2 separate regions of the Mus musculus genome follow, and region 1 is linked to region 2. Evidence: chromatin loops called from intact Hi-C (ENCODE). Cell type or tissue: left cerebral cortex. All regions are shown on one strand.

The links. A loop is a pair of places that touch in the nucleus more often than their neighbours do. Peaks named below come from ENCODE experiments on the same cell type or tissue, not always from the same donor. Only the 100,000 strongest peaks of a DNase experiment are listed, where the experiment ranks them.
Region 1: it touches region 2 in a loop (2.4-fold over the local background); 11 of 42 quality-filtered maps call a loop at or near these places.

The regions. Positions count from the first base shown.
Region 1 is chr19:3,681,735-3,689,734 of GRCm38, forward strand. Lrp5 (low density lipoprotein receptor-related protein 5) reads right to left here and starts at 4,830. Exons shown (of 23, transcript NM_008513.3): 1 at 4,621-4,830. The coding sequence starts at 4,708. Gm36672 (a long non-coding RNA gene) reads left to right here and starts at 4,816. Exons shown (of 4, transcript XR_388279.4): 1 at 4,816-5,005; 2 at 6,921-7,076; 3 at 7,167-7,246. Gm36608 (predicted gene, 36608) reads right to left here. Exons shown (of 3, transcript NR_167751.1): 3 at 7,950-8,000. In left cerebral cortex, a CTCF peak has its summit at 4,946; DNase peaks (open chromatin) are centred at 4,854, 6,213 and 6,239; H3K4me3 peaks cover 1,806 bases; H3K27ac peaks cover 1,441 bases.
Region 2 is chr19:3,620,739-3,628,738 of GRCm38, forward strand. Lrp5 (low density lipoprotein receptor-related protein 5) reads right to left here. Exons shown (of 23, transcript NM_008513.3): 7 at 7,535-7,706; 8 at 1,772-1,988. Among named protein-coding and RNA genes, the nearest start is that of n-TAagc9, 48 kb to the left of the region's middle. In left cerebral cortex, a CTCF peak has its summit at 3,391 (motif pointing right); a DNase peak (open chromatin) is centred at 3,181.

The DNA of each region.
Region 1 (8,000 bases), 61 kb after region 2:
AGACTGGCTGGAGGCCAGCACAGTCTGTCCAGCTTGTCCCCATTGCCTGTCACACTTCTGAACCTCCTGCCACAGTCCCGTTCCCGTCCCCGTCCCCGTCCCCCCCCCCAGCCCCCCTGCAGCTCATTTGCTGAAAGCCACAGACAACCAGGACAAGTCAACCAGTGAACAAACAGATAAACTCTGGTCTATCTGCATAGCAGATATCACTCAGCCATAAAAAGGGGGATGGACTGCCACATGCTACAAAGATGTCAGACAGAATACATATGAAATCCAGCCAGGTACAAGCTGGCTAATGCTAACTACCCAGGAGGCTGAGGCAGGGGGAATCACTTGAGCCCAGGAGTTCAAGGCCAGCCTAGGCAACACAGAAAGATACCATCACTCCTACCACCCTCCAAAAGTGCCCAGAACAGGCAGATCCCAGACACAAAACAAAAACTGTAGTAAAGAGATGGGAAACCACTGTTCAATAAAAATGGGGTTTGCTTTGGAACAATGAAAAGGTTTTATAATAATGACTGTAATCCACATAAGTCCAGTGCCTGGGCCCGGCATGCTTGGGAGAGCTGTTAACTCCTAGGTGTAAGCTCCAACCCCAACATTTGTAAGATTTGCTTTTATTTCATGTGTATGCACAGTTTACCTATTTATGTGCCACAGAGGGGTGATGGGGTGATGGATCACCTGGGACTGAAGCTACAAATGGTTGTGAGCTGCCACGTGCATGCTGGGAACTGAACCCTGGTCCTCTAATAAGACCAGGTTAAGTGTTTTTAACCACTAAGCCATCTCTCCAGGACCTTTAATCCCAATTTTTAATTTTTATTTCTTGGTTGATGGGAGAGGGCTGACCTTGAGCTGGGGCCCCTCCGGCCTCCACCTCGTGAATCTTAGATGACAGTGAACCCAGCTGCTGCTCCCATAGTTTCTGCTCTGGCGGAGGACCTGAGTGTGGTCCCAGCATGTACCTGGGCACCTCACAATGGCTTGTACTTCTAGTTCCAGGGGATCGATGCCCTCTTCTGAACCCCAGTGGTAAACTGCACTCACACACGTGCACACATAACTTAAAATACAAACAAGTCTTTTAAAAAAAAAAATCAGTTCCAGAGCCAAGTATGGTGGCACACATCTTTAATCCCAGTGCTCGAGAGGCAGAGGCAGAGGCAGGAAGATCTTTGTGAGTAGTTCAAGGTCACCCTAGTCTACACATCTAGTTTCAAGCCGAACACAGTTACTGTCAACTCTGTTCTCAAATTTTAAAAAAGTAACCAATAGTAGTAGTAATAAAAGTAATAATAATAATAACCCCAGCTCCACACTGTTCACCTCAGACTCCCTGACTGACTCCAGGTTGCGTGTCCTCCCGTCCTTGTTCAATCTCCCCAGAGGCTTCCTAGCCTCTAGGTCACACAGCACAAGCTGACCTCTCACAGTAGACTGGAACCTCTCTGGTCTATGTGCCCAGGATTCATTTCGCCCATAGCCCCTGTCCCCAACATGCCCATCCCCATGACACCAGGCACAGAGACTGTCTGTATGCCACACTGTCCTTAGAAAGCCTAACCTGGCACCAGTCACCAGAAAAACGGGTACATAATGGCAGCCATGACTCCATTAAGAAGTCACTAAATTAGTGGCAGAAAGGATTTTCATGACCATGTTGCTAAGGGGAGAAGCAAGATGGAGTCATCTGCCTACCTCCCCACATTAAGTGGCAAGGCTGGCACTCGGCTGTGGGCCCCAGGGCCCTGCCCATGTGGCATTATTTCCCCATCCTCATCTGTGGCTGCAGAGGTAAAGCCATCAGCCACTTGGTAGCCAAGATCACAACACAGAAGAAAAGCCCAGACCTGAGAAGACAGCTCAGCTGGGAAAGTGTGTGCTATCAAGCGGGACACACACCCAGTACTCAGGTAAAGAGCCAGTCACAGAGGTTTATCAATCAGTGAGACCCAAGTTCCAGTGAGAGACCTTGTCTCAAAGAACAAGGTAGATGGTTCTTGAGAAGCACTTCCCCGGGTTGACCTTTAATTTCCATATGCACATGACGACTCCTGAGGAAAACCACTGAAGGCTGACCTCTGACCTTTACATGCACAGGCATGCACACATATGAACATACAAAAAGGAAAAAAAAAAAACCCAAACCATGTAACAACAGCTCCAGAATTCCCAGGCCAGATCAAAGGCCATGACACACAACTGTCCTCAAAGCTCTGCCACCACTACCCCAGACCTGGGCTGCATGTACCAAATGCTTCCCACCGAACGATATAAGAGAAGAGAGGACTCAGCACAGAGAGGCTATGTAAGCCTCCCAAAGACAAACAGCAACTGGACATGAAAACCCTATAGAGCTGGGTGGTGGTAGCCCATGCCTTTAATCCATCACTCAGGAAGCACAGGCAGGTGGATCTTTGTGTTGGAGGCCAGCCTGGTCTACAAAGGGAGTTCCAAGACAACTAGAGCTACACAGAGAAACTATGCCTCAAAAACAAAACAAAACACCTTGGTCAGATGATCACCTCCTGCTCCAACCCTGGGGCACCCACTTGCAAAGCAGGTGACAGAGTCCTCACCTGGCTGTACCCCACCCCCACACCCCTGTGCAAATTCTGCTAGATGCCTGAGTAATGACACTGTGTAGTCAAAATAAAAAGGGTTCCAACTATGTTGGGGCCAGGAGGTGGCTTTCCCCAGAGAAGCTTAGGACAAACAGGTTGCCTGGGTAATTTCTTGCACAGAGGGGACTCTGCTCAGCATTTAACCCAATATAACCCAACATGTGCTGGCTGGGCCCTCCCAGGGGTAGACAGCCCACAACTGCAGGAACCTCCTCCAGGGGGCCAGACAGGCTAGGCTGGTCCAGGGACAAGTGAGTGCTTTAGGCGGTGAGAAGGAAAGCCTAGGGCTTCCAGAATGGGGAATTCAGGGACCACTAGAACAAAGGCTTTTCTGTGGGCTCACAGCTTCAATTTGCAACAGGAAGCAATCAGGAAAAATAATTAGCTGCCCACTCACTCCCTTCTCTCCAGACTCCCAAAGCAAGAATCTCAGACAGACATTTGGGGGTCGCACAGCCAAAAACACTCAAATAAGAGCTTCAGGAAGATTCTTCTCTTTGCTTCCATTTTAGGCCTGGACTACCCCATCAGCTGGTACTCCTGGGGCCTGGCTTCCTAATGTTAAAATAATCGACTCTATTTTTGCCGCACACACCACCAAACTATAAAGATGTTCAATTTGGGATACCAGATGACAGGCTAGGGGATCCCAGAGTAATGTCAATCCTACCTAGGACAGGAAAGTCGGCTTACAAACCCCACCTTTAAAACAAATAGCTGCCCCATACCCCTTCTGCAGTCACGACCCAGGCATTTCCGGGAAGAGTAGAACTGGCCTGGACTTCCCACAGCCTGTCACAGTTTTGTCTTCGCCTTGTTTTGCTAACACCAGAGATGGCCTGAAAATGTAAACATGATCCCGAGGGAGACAAATTTAGGGGGAGACTCCCCAAGAGCCCTCTGGCTGAGCTTGAGAGCTCCAAGACTGGATGAAGCCAGCTCCCCTCGACCCCTCCCCCCAAACATAGGTGGAAGAGACTGCAGCCCAGGGAATCTGAGCACAGAGCCAGGCCCAGCCACCTCCCTCAAGTGTCTACCCTGGAAATACACAGGGGGACAGCTGTTCGCCTTAATAAGGCCCAGACAAAGGGACCTGAGGTTGTCCCCTACCCCGCCCCAAACTGCCATCACCACCACCCGGGAGTTCAAGAGTATCTGCCGGACCCTTGGACAGCCACACTCCAGAAAAACAAAACACAAACACCCGAAAACAATGATTTAGGTGGCAAGAGCCTTGCTTTAAAAACCACATGGCAATCTCCGAATTAAAAGAACATGTGTAGCGTTTCCAACTGCTTCGTTTCTCGAGAGTCCTCCTGACCTCAGCTCCACCCCTCAGGACACACCAAAAAAAAGTTAGAAAGTTCCCGAGCGGGCCACTTCCCTAAAGGTGGGTCCAACTGAGGCAGAACCATACCTCCCCACACCAAGGCACCCACGCAACCGATCTCGGGGCTGGGCACTGGTCAGCGGGGCTGGGTGCCTGGCCACCGCTTGGGGGCCCGAGCGGTCAGATGGGTCACTGGGGTCACGGGGACACCTGGCAGGTGTCAGTCGGTTTGGAAGGCTGACAGCCCACGCAGGTCAAAGCGACAGCAGCCCAGGGCCAGGCCGCCCCGCGCAGGGCTCTCCGAACTTCCTAGCTAGCAACTTCTGGCACTTCCCAGGGCTCGGTAGGCCGGCCGCCGCAAGCAGGCTCGCGAAAAGTTTTCCCAGTAGTTCGCGATAGGCCAGGCCTGTCCCGGGCCATCGCGATGCCCGTGGGCGCACTCCTGAGCGCGCCCGGCGTCCCGAGCCTTGGGCAGGTGAGGGCCCGCCCGCGCCGCACCTGGCGGGCTCGGTCCCCAGGGAGGGGCCCCGGCGGGAGAGACAAAGGGCCCGCGCGAGGTCCCCCGGCGCGTGGTCCCCCGGAGCGCGCTCCAACTCGTCCGCAACTTGCAAAGTGGCTGCTTGCGGCCCCGGCCATTGTCCCCCGCGCCCACCTTACCCGCGGCGGGGACCAAGCTGCAGTACAGCACCAGCAGCAGCAGCGGCGGCGGCGGCGGCGGAGGGGCCCGGGTCGGCGCCGTTTCCATGTCGTCCGGCGGCCGGGAGCGCCGCGCGCTCACTCGGGCTCCATGGCGCGCGCGGCGGCGGTGGATCCTCGCGGCTCCCGGCGCCTCTTGCTCCCGCCTCGGGCGCCGCGGCCCAAGACGACGCGGGAGGAGGGAGCGGAAGCCGAGCCGGTCTCCGCCCCCCGCGCCGCCCGCGCCCCCCGCCAAGCCGCGCCCTCCTGCGGGCGCCCGGGAGCCGGGCAGGCGGGTCTCTCCGGGCCCGCGACAGGAGAGGCCGGGCAAGCAGGTGGGTCACCTGCCAAGTCTCTGTACTGACAGGTGAGGAAACTGAGGCACGTGGAAGCATGACCCACACAGTCAGGAGGCCTCAGGGCTGGAAGCCAAAGGTCTCCGAAGCCAGCTTTGGGCTCTTTCACCACAACTGTAGCCACCTGGCCCAGAGACATACCGCCCCACTTGGGATGCACGCGGGAACAGGCGCAAAAGCGGATACTGCTGGAGGAACTGGGGGCTTTTACTTTTAGATTTACTTTTTGTTGTATGTGTATGAGTGTTTGCACGCATGTATGTGCACCACATGCGGGAAGGAAACCAGAATAGGGTGTGGGGGTCCCCTGGGACTGGAGTTAGAGGTGTGAGCCACCAGGTGACTGCAGGGAACCAAACCCAGGTCTCTAAAAGAGCAGTAAGTGCTTCTAACTGCTGAGCCTTCTCTCTCCGGCAGTGCTTTCTAGAACCTCACACCTTGGGCAGGCAGGTGTAGGTGAAATCATTTCATGTCCTTAGAAAGTAAGCTAATGGCAGTGTCCACCTTGCAAGGTAGAGAGGAAGGACAGAAGCTGAGGTGGTCAGGAGGGTGCCTCTGCCCTCCTGTGGTTTATGCTAGGAAGAGACAAAAATAAGAGCCCAAACAAAGGAGTGAGTAGCCGGGAAAGTGACATGGCGCTCAAGTGTGTATGACTTTACTTATAAGTCTGACATGGTGTCCAGCCTCGGGAGATTGAGGCAGGAGGCTTGCCATGAGTTTGAGGCCAGCCTGGGCTACCTGCGAGACCCTGTTTAAAAAGAGTTGATAGAGCCCTTGGTTCCCTAGTGTGCACAGCTCTCCCAGCGCTGCATAAACCGGACCTGATAAACAGAAGGAGCAAAAGGCAGGTCAAGGCTGGCCAGCAAGATGGCTCCCGTTGACCTAAGTTCAACCCTAGGATCGCAGAAGAAAAGAGAACTGACTCCCCAAACTTGTCTTCTAATAGGAAAACATGAAGACCAGGGACCAGCTAGTAGGGGGAGGGGACCCACACCAGGGTTCCAAGGGTCAGGGCAGAGATTTCAATGCGGAAGCAGGCCAGTGGTTCAGGAAGAGCAGTCTCCTGGGGTGGCTGTATCCAGTCTCTGACCGGAAGAGGAGTCAGGAGGTCTCAGGGGCAGTCAGGGGACTGGGGACTAGAGCAGCTAGTGTCCTTGCTGGTTCCTTCTCACCCAAGCCCAACCCCCATCCCCCCTCCACCTTCAACACAGAGCCAAGAGCACAACCCCCTTCTCTAGCCCCACTCTCACCCATCCCCCAAGGCCTTCCTCTTTCAGCCTTGATTTTTCTGAGGCCTCCTCTCCCTGCAGCCAGGGAGCTTGTTAAATAAGCCAGACCTCACCACTCCTCCCACCGGTCAGAGAGGAAGCTGAAGCCTTGGGCTCACACGGCCTGGCCTAGCCACACCTCCGTTACTTCTCAACTCCATCTTATGGGCTGCAACTGTAATGGCCCCTTGCAGAGATGGGCACTGTCTTGCCTGGGGGAGGGCCTCATTGCTGGGACTCTTATCCCACTTAGTTCTTGAAAACCATACTGCCTCTCCACTCTCTAAGCCGCCCTAGCTGACAGTTCCTATCACCTAGCAGGGTGTATGTTTGCTTTCTTTTCCTTCCATTACAGCAGAAATGCCAAGATTTGTCTGTTTTGTTTTCTGTGTCTAGGCCAGGACCCAGCACATAGTAGGTGCCCAATTAAAAAAAAAAAAAAAATTAGGCGGGGCATGGTGGCTCACGCCTTTAATCCCAGCACTCAGGAGGCAAAGGCAGGCAGATTTCTGAGTTCGAGGCCAGCCTGGTCTACAAAGTGAGTTCCAGGACAGCCAGGGCTACACAGAGAAGCCCTGTCTCCAAAAACAAAAACAAAAACAAAAAAAAATTTGTTAAATGAGCAACAGAAGTAAAGATCTGATTTTCTTTCATTAAGGAAGCACCCTGAGTGCTGGACAGGGCTGAGACTGTGAAAAGGGAAGAAATGCTGGCCCACGTGGGAAGAGGTGGTACAGAGGGAGAGCCTTAATACCAGACAGGATGGGAAACGGCACCTTCACCTCACCCTGGGCTGAGCTGCTCTAAACCTTGGGTCAGTCTCCATCCTACCTCCAAGCCCAAGCGCCAGACTGCAGACTCCCTCGGAGCTGACCTTCCTTCCATTCCATCTTGTACTCTACAGCACCAGCAGAATCCCCTGGAGTTCACAGCCTCTGTCCCACCGCGTGCTTCAGGCTCCCAAGGACCAGCCTGTCCTCTCTGGTGAGCACTAGCCCTGCACAGAAGTCACATTAAGCCCAAGCCTGGGCACCCACACACTTGCCCTATTTTCTTTTTTTTTTTTTTTTTAAAGATTTATTTATTATTATATGTAAGTACACTGTAGCTGTCCTCAGACACACCAGAAGAGGGAGTCAGATCTTGTTACAGATGGTTGTGAGCCACCATGTGGTTGCTGGGATTTGAACCCTGGACCTTCGGAAGAGCAGTCGGGTGCTCTTACCCACTGAGCCATCTCACCAGCCCCTTGCCCTATTTTCTGTCCATTGTTTCTGACCCACAGACTGCAAGTCTCTAGGAACAGCACGAGGATGGCAGGTCTCTAGGATGTCAGCAGAGGCATCTGAGGTGCAGGTGGGGAGCCCTAGATGGGGAGGCTAGCTATAGAGAACAGAAGGGGAACACTGGGGTGCTTCATAGTTCATAGCTGCGTTCCAAATTTGAAAATGGCATACCAGTGAGATGGCTCAGATGGTGGGTACTTGCCACCAGGCCTGATGGATGACCTGTAGTAGGGGAAGAAGACTGATCCACACAGGTTGTCCTCTGACTGCCATATGGATACCACTGCATCAGCACACACTGTTGTGGGACAAAATATTTCCTGGAGAGATACAACACACATCTACTCAACCCAGACAGGGAGCCCACAACAGACCAAGGCACAGATACCACCAAAGTCCAACTTGGTAAGCCATGAGTTTTATTGGGGTTACTTGGAAGAATATGGGTGAGG
Region 2 (8,000 bases):
AGCAACCTATAAAATGCAGGTGTGCCATGGCCAGCCAATGACATCTGTCTTTGATTAGAGCACTCAGAAGGTATCAGTCATTTTTTTCTGAGCCAGCCTGTTATCTTACTCTGCTTCCAAACTACAGCCTTAGCAACTTATGTTAAGAATTTAAACTACAAAAGGAGTGTTCTTCTCCTTATCGATAACAAACGGGGTGAAGGGGCAGCTTCTCAAGTTGACTTGGCAGCCCGGGCAGGATTGCTTCCCAATAGACGCAGGTGGACCTGGCCTTCGGTGCCCGCACGTGCCAGCTGCATTTTCACAGGTGGCTGGTGAAATGAAGCCTGTCAGCCCTGCAGGTTGCCATGTGGCCTACCACAGTGACAGGACATACAAGCTGGTCACCCATGCTGCCTCCCTGATGGGTCTTTGTTCAGCTGTCTCTCTTCTTCTGCCAGGCACCCCCTGCCTGATCCTGCAGATACAAGCTCAACCACCTGCCTCCTACTGCTAAAGCCGGGCAGCTCGGTCGCATTTACTGTGTGTGGTTGTGTGTGGTATGTATGAGCGTATGTGCTTGTGCCTGTGTGTATGCACATGTGTATGTGAGTGTGCGGTATGAGTGTATACACATGTGTACTTGTGTGTCCCCATGTGAATGCAATATGTATGGGTGTATGCGTGATATATGTGGATGTACATGTGCCTGCATGTGTGCCTGCTTGTGTGCCTACATGTGTGTACGTGTGACATGCTTACACACATAAATGCACATGCCATAGCACACATGTGAAGGTAAAAGGACAACTTTTAGGTATTGGTGCCTTCTGCCACCATGTGGGACCTGAGCATTGAACTCAGGGTATCAGGCTTGGCGGCAAGCACCTCCACTCACTGAGCCATCTCACCAGCCCATAGATTTGGTTCCTTTTTTGTCTTCTTTTGTTTTCTTGTTTTATTATTATGTGTGTGTGTGTCACATGTGTGCAAATGCTGAAGAAAGTCAGAAGAGAACATCGGATGCCTCTGGAGCTGAAGTTACAGTTGGTTGGGTTGGGAACAGAGCCTGGGTCTTCCAGGAGACCAGGAGGCACTGTGAGCTCCTGAGCCACTCTCCAGGCTGAGGCAGCTCTCTAAACACCACACCTACCTGCTGACTATAAGAGTGGCCCAAACCACTGAGGGCTATTCCTGCATTTATTTACTAGACAAAGGCTACCTGAGACGTGTAAGCATGGCCCAGGTGTGGCACCAAGCATGGGAGTGGCAGACTGGAACAGAGCCCATCCTTCGTCAAACGGTCCTTGGTCCCCACCATACAGACCCACGTTTGGAGTCCTCAGAAAGTACACTCTTTTACCATCCTGCCTGTCAGGTAAAAGGTGTGTATTTGAGAATCACAGCCAGGCTCGATGACAAAAGCAAGGCAGATGCACTGAGTCCCAGGTTTCCACTTGTTCCTCAAATGGCCTTGTCCCTCCATCCCCAGTGTTCATGAGGACACTAGCATTAGCATACAGCTGGCCTCAGGCACTGAAGCTCTTACCAAGGCCTGGCATTCAGCAAGAAGTGACACATCAGCCACAGTTATTCCCAACACAGCTAATCCGTGACCACTCCCTTCTCTCTTCCTGGCCACCCCTACTCTCACCTATCCAGTCACCATTTCCTGTCTTGTCCATCCTTAGAGTGAAACACCCTTCTGGACACCAAGCCCACGTCTGATCCTGTCACCTTTCCTGGGGCCAACTGGCCAAGTGGAGCCATGGCTCAGAGCTCCAAGACTCACCGACAACCTTGGCCACATTCACAGCTTTGAGTCCCATCAGGTCGGGGAGTTGATCAATGATGACATCCCGGCTGGCCTTGACCTTGTGGACCCTTTCAATACTGCGTCTCTGCCAGTCGGTCCAGTAGATGAAGTCCCCCAGCAGTGTGAACCCAAAAATATGTGGGAGCTTGTCCTCAAGCAGGGTCTTCCGCTTTGTCCCATCTATGTTGATCACCTGTGTGAGGGCAAAAACGGGAGTCTGGATAGGCAGGGGCTGTACCAACCAAGAACCAACCTGGGGCCTGCCTCAGGCTCAAGTTGCCCCAGAGGCTCCTCTTTATCAGCACCTAACCAAGTGCCACAAGAGGCCAGCTATTACCAGACAAGTGACACTTCCCATGTCCTACAGCCTCTGTAGTCTGGTGTGCACACTGAACAGGCCAAGAGTCCTCTCTCCCTGACTGCTGATGAGGCATGAGTGGGGGCCTGGACTACTTACAGGGCGAGCTCTATGGGAAGGCTTCCTGGGATCTATTAGCAACGTCTGCTTAGGCCCTGGGTAGGCATACAGCACAGTTTCAAAGGGCCAGGCCAAACCACAATCTGGGCAGGTTTGTCCCTTCTGGGCACCTCTAGTGATAAATCAAACCCCACGGACCGGCGGTCCTTTCCTTCCTTGTCCATGCTGGCACAGAAGAGCCAAGTCTTCTTCTAGAAAAGACTATGCCGATTAAAACAAACATTTAGGCTGGGGTGTGGCTCAGCTGGCACAGTGCACACCTGGCATGATCCCACACACCAGAAGCTAGGCTTGGTAGAGCACGCAGATGATCCTAGCACTCAGGAGGTGGAAGGAAGGTCAGGGTCGTTCCCAGCTACATGACGATGTCAAGACCATCATGAGCCCCAGGACTCTCCTTTTGTTGGGGTGTTCTTCTTGTTGTTGTTAGTTTTTTTTTTTTTTTTTTTAATTATTTTATGTATGAGTGCTCTATCTGCATGTACACCTGTGTGCCAGAAGAGGGCATCAGATGCCACCATGTGTTTGCTGGGAATTGAACTCAGACCCTATAGAAGAGCAGCCAGTGCTCTTAAGCACTAAACCACCTCTCCAGCCCCCTGTTGTTGTTGTTTTTTAAAGCCACAGGATGAGTGGGACTCTGGTGACCCACGAAGATCAGCAGTGGCAATGGTGACATCCCAGGCACAGAGAAAAGGATGAGGAAACACACCAGGTAATTACAGACAAAGCTTGGCTGGCCTCCTGAGCAAGGCTGTACTTCTTGCTCATCAGGAGAACAGACAGCAAAAACTACAAGGCAGGCCTAGCACTGAATACTGTACTGCTACAGTTCACAGCAAGAGGTGAAGAGCAGCAGGTAAGACAGTGTAGTTCCGCCGCCTACTGCCAGGGGTCGCCCCCACTCTATCCCATGATCTTTTATTGAATGTCCTTGAATGAGTCTTTGCAGCCCATGGGCCTCAGTCTCCTGCATCGGAAAGACCAAACTAAAGACCAAAGCTGGGCTCCAATCTATAGCCATTCAGAGTTGGAGACCATCAGAGCTGCTGAGAACTAGGTAGGGGCAGGTGCTCCGGGAGGTGTGAAGGGTCTTGGCTGGAGGCTGCAGCTAGGGCTGAGCTAGGTGCCTCAATGGTGTTAAGTGACCAACAGAGGGCAGTAACAAATAGCCTCAGTTCACACAGCCCAGAGTCCATTCTTTTGTTTTGTTTTTTGTTTTGTTTTTCAAGACAGGGTTTCTCTGTGTAACCTTGACTGTGCTGGAACTCACTCTGTAGACGAGGCTGGCCTTGAACTCAGAAATCTGCCTGCCTCTGCCTCCCTAGTGCATCTGACAACCACTTCCCTGCTAGAGTTCATCCTTATGTTCCCATTACAAGACACACAGGTGGTGCACAGGCCACCAGCTATGGGTAAACCGTCTGGGGGAATGGTTGACCCCAGCACAACCCATTAGCACAGGGAGCTCCCCCTCCTGGGGGAGAAAGACTCAGGAAGAGCAGGTGAGGGAGGAGATGGACAAGCAGGGCTCTGGGTTACCTAGTGACTAATTCCACAATACAAGCCAAACTGGGACTGGGATAAAATAAGCCCCACCCGAGGAAAGACACTGCTCCAGGGTTAACCGGCCAGCAGTCAGATCCCTGCACCCTCTCCTCTGCCCCACCTCCCTGTGAGTGAGTGCATGTGCCACAGTTTGAGTATGGAAGTCAGAGGAGAATCAGGAATCAGCCCTCACCTTCCATCATGTGGGTTCCAAGGCTCTGAACATAATTATCACAGGCTTGGTCACAAGCAACTTCACCTGCTGAGCCATCTTGCCTTGCCCCTGTTGTGTTCTTTTTTTTTTTTCTTCCTTCCTTCCTTATCTTTCCTGAGATAGGATCTCATATAGCCCAAGCTGGCTTCCAGTTCACCATTTCTGCTCCTCCTGCCTCTGCCTGCTAACACTGGGATCACAGGTGTGCACCACCATGTTTAGCTCATGCACGACAGACAGGCATCCTATCACCCGAGCTACATCCCTAGTCCTATTGATCAAACTAAACTTTGCAAGCATGGTAAAGTGAGCTGCAGTAGGAACACACTTTACTTGGATCCATTCTAGAACAGTGAAAGAAGCCCACAGAGAAACTGGGGAAAACGGGTGGCGGATACCTGGTGGCCACGCCTTGGCTCCCACTCCTGAGCTGCCCTGAAGCAAAATGAGAAGAGGCCAGAGCTTTCTCGGCCAGGTCCAGCCACACCCAGGGTGAGGACAAGATTGGATCTGGGCTAGCACAGTGGCAGAGCTTCCCAGGGGGAACGCCTCTGTGTGACTAAGGGACCACACCTCATGTCATCCTTTAGTAAGGATCACAGGTCCTCTTAGACCCGGAAGAAATGAGAGTAAGCAGTTCTTACCTGCTCTAACATGTGGGAATAGAAATTACAGAAATGTCCTATGGTGGCTGTGTGTGTTGTACATGCTAAGGGCCATACTCGAGCACTAGGAAGTTACATCCCCAGCTCCTCTTTTTAGCATCATGACTAGTTGCTACACATCTGCACAATTAGCTCAGGTGGTCTCTGGTCTTCCCTAGACCCTTGAGCCTAAGGAGGGGCTGTCATTCAAGTTTCCCATGGGACCAATTCTGCAGCTGCCACCTTCCCTGGGGTCACACACTTCCATGAATTCCCAAACCAGGCAGGATTGGGCTGGGGGGGGGGGGGGATTCAGAGAACATCCCATTCTGACCCAAAGGAGGGCACAGATCCAAGCAGAGTTCAGGAAACTCCAGACCCAGAGATGCTGGGGCCAAGAGAAGATCCCAGAGATAGGTTTTCTAGGATGGGGAGCAGACTGCATGGGACAGAAAGCATGGCCAGCTTGGTGGCTGTCACAGTGGCTGGTCTCAAGAGGAGAGGCAGGTGGGCAGAGTTCAGCAACTAGAGATTCTACTTGGATTGGTGCAGAGAGAAGGAAAACACCTAATGTGAACCTATGGCTTACACGGGGGGGGGGGGGGGGGGACGACAGCAAGCAGAGAATTCAGACTCTCAAAGGCTTCTGACAGGATCATGAACTACGGCATCCACTGTGAAGAGTTTATTGGTCCCTGGTAAAGTAAATCATACTTTAAATGCCACCTAAATTGCAATCCCTCTACCAGACATACACTCAAGGGAAGGAAGAAACTGTATTCAGACAAAAAATGTGTGCATGAATAGACAGGAATCTCATTCCTGACAGATGGACAAGAGCAAAGGACTGAGGAGACACTGCAAGGCGTGTCCCATACAGTCACGTGACTGGCTACAGAAGAGGAGAAAGTGTGCACGGGGCAGCACAGAGCCTGAATATGTTCCCAACAAAGCCGGACATAAAAGGTGCATCGAGAAGTCTAGTTATAGGAAGTATACCCAGAAAACCAGTCACAGAGACAGAAAGGTGAAGAGTGTCCCCAGAGGCTGGGGACCAGAAGCATGGGCAGTGGCTATGACTGGACCTACTAAAGGCCACTCTGCTGGGAGCACAGAGCAACAGCTACATGGTCCAGCATCTCTGGGTGCCGGGTATCCCTGTCAGGCTCCCACTGGCAGCTAGGGTACCAAAGCCTCCTTAGCTGTCTGGAGGAAGAGACTGGCTTCGGCTTACTGGTTCAGGAGACAGGCATTTTCAAGTTCATGAGCAACAAGATGGTTTCCTTTTTTCAAAACAGAGACTATCACTAGGGAAGCCCATGATAAACAAGGCAGCTCCCGCTGTCCCCAAGAGAAGGACAGCAGCCAATTCTGACCCTCAGCTCACCTCCCCAGTACTGAGGACGCCTGTTCCCCAGGAAAACAGTTTCAGACGCAGTCTCTTCTCTTGGAAGCCACCCATATCAGGCCACTCCAGAACCATAAAGAGTGTCCTCAATGGTGGTCTCAACAAATCGTGGCAGCCACAAACAAGGAGCAAGAAGTTATCAGAAAAAGCGGGAAGATGTCCACCCCAAGGAGAGTAAAGAAGTACTCATGATGCTGACAGGGTCACCAGGCACTGAGGTTCCATCAGAAGTACCCGAGGGGCTCTGCTGAAGACACACAGGCACTGACGAACAAGGCGCTGCTCAGGGAACCTGGACTGTCAGCCCCACCACCAGCTGCTGTGGTACAAGGCTGCCACACTCATCGTACAGCCATGGCTGCAACAGATCTACTTCCTAAGCGGCATGGAGGATACCCGAGGACCCGGTAGTTTCTGGTGTTTTGTTCCGAGACAGGGTCCTACTATGTAGCCCAAAAAGACCTAGGATTCACCATGTAACTCAGCTGATCTCAAATTTATACCAATCCTCCTGCCTCCTGCTTTAAAGCCAGCACGGACCTCCCCGAGGCCTCTCAGTCTGTGGGAATGAAACATTAGAAACCATTTTTTAAGAGATTGCATATTTAATTTGATTTTTAAACTTTTAAAATTTTTTCTTTGTGTGTGTGTGTGTGTGTATGTATGTATGTATGTATGTATGGGAGAGACAGACAGACAGACATGCATGTGCAGCACAGCTCATGTGTAGAGGCTAAAACAAAGTCATAGGAGTTGATCCTGCTTCCAGCATGTGGGTTCCAAGAATAGAACTCCCAGCAGCCACATTCCCCCACTGAACAATTCCCATAAACCATTTTGTTTTTCTTTTTAAGATCGGGCTCAGTGTTCTGGCTAGCCTGGAACTTACTATTTAGACCAGGCTGGCCTTAATCTCACAAAAGATCTGTCTGTCTGCCTCTTCTTTCCATGTGCTAGAATTAAAGACATGTGTGTAATCATACCCCTTTTGCTTGTTTTGGGGGAGCGGTTGTTGGTTGTTTTGGTTTTTGTTTCTTGTTTTCTGAGACAATATCCTAATATCCTAGGTGATCAGATTCACTTTGCAGTCAAGGACCCCAGACTCCAATCCTCCTGCCTCCACCTCCACCTCCTAAGTGCTCAGATTATAGGCATGTGCTACCCCACGTGTGTGGTGCTAGGTAAGCACTCTACCAAACAAGTCATAGGCCCAACCCCTCACAATTTCCTCCAGGACTCTCTTTGGCCATTACAGCAGGGCACAGCCACTCAGTGATACCCACAGCAAACATGGGATGGGGTGAAGGGCATCCAGGCCTGGCCTCTGCATGAAACTCTGGGCTTCAGAGCAACACTAAAGAATCTGGTTCCATGATGCCACTTTCCAGGGTGGCTTCTTACAAGTGTGCATGCCTCCATGCACATCTGTGCCTGGGGCCTCACTCACCTCGATTTTATCAGTTTTGGCATCCCCCCAGTACAGCTTGCCCTCCTGCAGGTCCAGGGCCAGTCCGTTGGGCCACCCAAGGGAGGTGTTCACCAGGACATGCCGATCTCTCCCATCTAGGTTGGCGCATTCGATTTTGGGGTTCTCCCCCCAGTCTGTCCAGTACATGAGGCTAGAGAAAAAGCAAACGGTCATGATAGTGTCTGTTCTGCCCTTGCTAGGCCCCAACTCTGAGGGACACACCTACCCTAGCCTGTTAGCCTACAGCTCAATAGGAACACCAGAGCACCCCCACAGCACAGGACAACACAGGGCTGCCAGGGGGCGGCAGGCTCAGCTCCCACCCCGTAGGAAAATTCTGAAAGTGACCCTGTAGATCATCTGGGGCACCCTTGTCCCTGACCTGTTTGCTAGAGTCCAGAACAGCGGGAGGAGGGCGGCAGGGAGCCTTCTAGAAACAGAAGCA